2 separate regions of the Mus musculus genome follow, and region 2 is linked to region 1. The links are chromatin loops, found by intact Hi-C in ENCODE. Cell type or tissue: left cerebral cortex. All regions are shown on one strand.

Region 1 (2,500 bases):
TCAGGTTCCAGCTCATGGCTCCCATCCTTGCCTGTCTCTTAGGATAGGATGTTCTCCACCCAACTCTTGCCTATTTTCAAACTCCACCTGACACCACACTTTGAAATCATACCACCTTCTCAGGCCATTGTGGTTTACAGCGATTTCCTCCCACCTCTCCTCACATAGACCATCTACTTCTTGAGGCCCTGCATCCTGGTGTTCATCCTGAGAACTGATGTGTGAGGAGTTCATCTTTGATGCACAGAATACGCAGTGCGTTTTAGAGTCCAACATGGCGTCTCTGAGACATGGAAGAAGCCTGGCTGACAGGCTGGTCACAGGATGAGTATTGCTGACCTGTGGCCATAGCATTAGAAGCATCTACTTTTGTGGGGAGGAAAATCCCTTTCATCCCATTCCAACAGGGTGAGAATCCAATGTCTCTAGGGGTGGGGGTGGGGAATCCTCTCGCTCTCATCTGATGAGACTTCCCTCTTCCTGTGCACCTAACTCATAGGCTGGCACAACTTCAGCTTCACTGACCACTTGTGAGAAACGCAAGTTCATGAGCCTCAACTCAGACCAACGGAACTGGAGGCGGGGCGGGGTCCAAGAGTCTGAATTTCAAGTTTCAAGAGTTCATTGTGTCTCCCAGAAAGCAGCTGGCTGCTCTCTGTAGATTTGCTTAATTAAAGGTGACTAGTGTCGCTAGACCACCTTTCTTCGGCTAAATCATCTCTTATGACCCTCTCTTTTGATGATTTTTTTTCAGTCATGTGATCACCCACATGCCCCACGTTTGTGAAAAAGCAGTGGCCCATGTTTGGGGGGGGGGGGCTCCCACATTCCTCCAGGCTCCAAGCAACCGCATGAAAACCGTGCTTTTAAAACAGCTACTTGTGGTTTCTGTCTCAAAAGCTGAGCCGGAAAGGGGTTTGTGGTTGTGCGACCCCGGCTGGGCCTGAGCGACAGTTTTGCACATTGGGGGCGGGCTGGCAGAGGGGTGGGCGGATGACTGGCAGTTGTGTTCTGAGTGTTGTTTGGAGGCTGTTAATCTTGCTCCTGCAGCCCGCGCACGAGCTCACCCTTACCGTTTCTTGTCAAGAAAGGGGAATCCTGTGTCTCGTAAGCCAAAAGTCATAAACAACTTTCGTTTATACCCCTAAATGCGAGAAGCAGGCGCTCGCGGGGCTCGGGGGTGGGGTGGGGAGGTGAGTGTGTGAGGGTTGTCCCCGTGCAATCTCTCTAGAGGAAAAGGAACTGCAATGTTTGTCTCTCAGTCACTGAGCAACACCCAGGCGAACTGGGTGCCTGTGGTCTGCTGTGGTTTTTCTTGCTCTTCCCTGCGCTGGTTCACTTCCACCCTCCGGATGCTCCAAGTCGCCCTCCATCTGTGCGCTGGGCTCCAGCTGCAGGGGTCCAGGGTGCCTCTCAGCCCCTTCCTCTCGCGGGAGGCGGGTCCTCGCAACCGGGCGCTGCGCTGTGCGGCCAGTAGGGGTCGCTGCACGGCGGCGCGCTCCCACCGCGGTGAATAACGGGGCCGGGCGGGAGGAGAAAGGAAACCTGCTGGGGGAGGCGGTACGGCCCGCGGGCGGGCGGGCGGGCGGGCGGGCGAACGAGCGAGCGAGCGAGGGAGGAGATAGTTCACTTTTGCCCCGGTGTCAGCGAGACGCGGCCGCCGCAGGCGCGAGTGAAGGAGCACCGAGGGAGCGGAGCGGTCAGCTCCGAGAAGCCGGGCGAGGGCAGCCCAGAGGTGGGATCGGAGCGCGCCCGCCGGGCGCGGAGCCCGCGAGCCTGGCCAGCGAGGGAAACCACGGGGGGCGCTCCCCGGGAGGGCCCCCAGAGCAGCGCAGGATGCCGCACGAAGAGCTGCCGTCGTTGCAACGGCCCCGCTACGGCTGTGAGTGTTCGGGCTCCCGTTGATCTCGGGGCGCCCCTCTCCCTGGGACGGCGTTGGGGAGGCCGAGGGGCTTGAGGGCGCGCTGCGGAGGGCAGCGGCTGGCAAAGTTGAGAATTGGAATTGCAAAGGAGCAGGGCGCGGATTTCCAAGCCCCTTTCTTCCAAATTCCTAATTGCAGCTTCCAGCTAAGTCCCTCCACCTCGCAAGCCTCAGCAGCTCTGGTGCAGATCAGGTTGTGGTTTAGGGGTATCAGGTGAGGAGCCCGCCTTGCTTTGGGCGCTGCCGGCTCGAGCCAGAGGGTGGCGTAGGGGATCCGATGCTTCCCACCCAAAAGGGGCGGAAAGTTTGTTTGCTGTCGCTACAGGTGGGCAGCGCAGCTCCTGTGCCCGCGCGCTCTGCGAGAGGTGAAGGCACTTTCCTGGAAGGGCAGGCTTCTCCTACTAGTCTCTTTTGGGCCTCACCTGAGCAGCTAGAGCCACTTAGGCCCCACAGGTGTGAGGCCCTTCCAGCCAAGGCCTCCAGGGACACGTACCGCCCCCAGCCACTTTCCCGGTGGCTCTCCCCGCCCCCGATCTCCTGCGCGGGAGGATTTCTGTAAGGACAGACTCTGAGCCGGTC
Region 2 (2,500 bases), 120 kb after region 1:
TTGTGTGTGTGTGTGGGGGGCATTAATCCATCTGGGTTTTTTTTTCCTGGTCTGTCACTTTTCTCTTTTAAATTTGTTTATTTATACACAGAGACACACACATGGGCACACACACACACACAAACATACATACATACATACACACACACACACACACACACACACACACACGAGCGTGCGTGCACGTGTGTGCACATACACAGAATCAAAGCAGAGGTCTGAGGAGAGCTTATAGGAGTCATTCTCCTTCTGCCACATGGTTCCAGGAGTGGAGCTCATCCTGTCACTCTTGGCAGCAAGGACTTCCATCAGCTGAGCCATCTGGCTGGTCCTGACTTTTCTTTCTAACTAGGCATAGCATCCAGTTGTAGAGATGTCCTTTTGAACTTCTTATGACTTAGATGTTTATTTTCTGGTCACTTCTCTCAGAAGAAACCTGCTGCCTTTCCCCATGGGGTGGGGTGGAGAAGGTGCATATGGGCTTCCATTTCCTCTGTCTGTAAGAAGATGCCTCAAGAACAAATTTTCTTTCTGATGACTGCTTAATGCAGGCCAACGATGACATTGTAGATAAGGGACACAATACCTCATTGTCTGGAAAGTCTCCACATGGTGGAAGCTCTTGGTAAGAATCCATGGCAGTTAGCCACTAAGGTGTCAGGTCCTGGTTGAACTGTGCTAAAGAGACTTGTTTTGCCAGCTCCAGGCTGTGCCAGCCTTCCTCTCTGCTTTCATGACCTCTCAAAGCAGGTAGATGGTTAAAACAAACAAACAAATTACAACCACCACAACAACAAAAACCAACAACAACAAAAACTGACAGGAAAAAGCAGCCTATTAACTTACAGCAATATTAGATGATTTCCAAGGTGTGAGGCCTGTAGTCCCCCCAGGGCTCTTGCAGCCCAGCCCAGCTCAGAGTCTATACTCCCTGAGCCAAGATATATGGAGACTCCAGGGCAGAGACATGTGACAGAGAAGACACTCTCCAGGTGACTTTGGTCCCAGAAAGGTACTCTGGGTGGCAGGGCTGTCATTAATTATTAATCTCTATGTAAAATCAAGAAGTAGAAGCAGCTCACCCAGCAGTAAATGCTGCCCCCTGGTGAGCTGCTTCAGGTTGAGCTGCTTGGAGAGGCCTTGGGAAGGACGGGTAAGGAGAGCACGAATGGCTGGAGAGCAGGACCTGGCTGGCTTTGCTCTAGCTCAGATAAAAGGGGAACATTTTGCTTCTTTTTTATATCCTATGTGCAGGGTGGATAGCACCTTAATTAAGGGCTGTAACGGTTTATTTCCCATATCCACACATTTTTTTTTTGCATTTAAAAGGTCCAAAGGAAGGGCACACAGGGAAAAATCACGTCTTCATGCCCAGCTCACCTCATTAGTGAGCACACCTCCCAGTGTCTTTCATAGCCTACTAAGGAGAATGTTTGGATAGATATCTGTAACTATGGTGATAGATATTGAATGATGACCTCATACTGACGTAATGATGTGGTTGGCTCTCCATCTCTATGTGTCTTGTGCCTGTACATCCAACCACCCTTGGCTCAAGAATATTCCTGGGAAAGGATCCTCCAAACATAGATAGACTTTTCTTTTTAGAGTTCCCTAAGCCATGAACTATAAGCATGTATACTTACATCAGGTATTTAAAGTGTTCCAGAGGCAATTTAACATAAGGGAGAGGAGGCACCATGTAGATCCTTTTCATGTTTGCATATGCAAATATTTATATGTAAATATTTCATAGAAGTGAGTTGATCATCTATGGATTTGGGGATTCAGGAGTGTCCTGGAACTAATCCCTTATAGATACCAAGGGACAGTTGTGTATGAATGTGGCACATTCACATTACATAAAAGTCACCATGTAACCATAGTTATAGCCACACTACTATATGTAAAATCATATATAGTTAGGGTTCTACATGCACACATGCATAATGCATCATATATACATAGTCATGGACGGTTAGTATATCATGGTGTAATATAGTGGTATACACAGCAGGCAACATGATTAAATAGTTCTCAGTAATGACAGTTTTCTTCAGCCTGTCACCCTGCTTTTAAGCAGAAGGCCATTTAGAGCCTGGCACCCAACAGAAGCAGTGTCATATAAGGCAGCTGAGAACAGGAGGTGTGTCATGGGAGGGAGTGCCTACCGCTTTGACAGTGCAACATTTTACTCCACAAGCTGAAAGCCATGTCTGTCCCTGCTGGAGGATGCCAGGGGCAAAGGCTGAGCTGACCCACTCCTCAGAGCATCCTACAGGGACTCACTGTGTACACATGGCACGGATTCATGCTAGGCCCCTTAAAAGTGATTTCCTTTGACTCCTATTCCCCATGACATAAAAACTGTATCATCTACGTTGGTTCATCTTCTTGCAATGTTTCTTATATACCTGCATTTTTACTTATGCCAAGGTTTGGCCAGTCCATTCATTAGCAAACCCCTGAATTCTACCATCTTAACTCCAACTGTGCCATT

The links. Hi-C counts contacts between places; a loop is a spot of excess contacts. Peaks named below come from ENCODE experiments on the same cell type or tissue, not always from the same donor. Only the 100,000 strongest peaks of a DNase experiment are listed, where the experiment ranks them.
Region 2: a loop joins it to region 1, with 6 times the contacts of the local background. A loop is called at or near these places in 16 of 42 quality-filtered maps.

What each region holds. Positions count from the first base shown.
Region 1 is chr13:95,891,046-95,893,545 of GRCm38, reverse strand. It overlaps Iqgap2 (IQ motif containing GTPase activating protein 2), which reads left to right and starts at 1,624. Exons shown (of 36, transcript NM_027711.1): 1 at 1,624-1,882. The coding sequence starts at 1,837. In left cerebral cortex, CTCF peaks have their summits at 1,456 (motif pointing right) and 2,178; DNase peaks (open chromatin) are centred at 1,027, 1,439 and 2,186; H3K4me3 peaks cover 1,634 bases; H3K27ac peaks cover 1,267 bases.
Region 2 is chr13:95,775,993-95,778,492 of GRCm38, reverse strand. All of the region lies in intron 2 of Iqgap2 (IQ motif containing GTPase activating protein 2), which reads left to right. Gm32702 (a long non-coding RNA gene) reads right to left here. Exons shown (of 3, transcript XR_382767.3): 3 at 533-2,500. Among named protein-coding and RNA genes, the nearest start is that of Gm32702, 13 kb to the right of the region's middle. In left cerebral cortex, a CTCF peak has its summit at 1,097 (motif pointing left); a DNase peak (open chromatin) is centred at 1,115.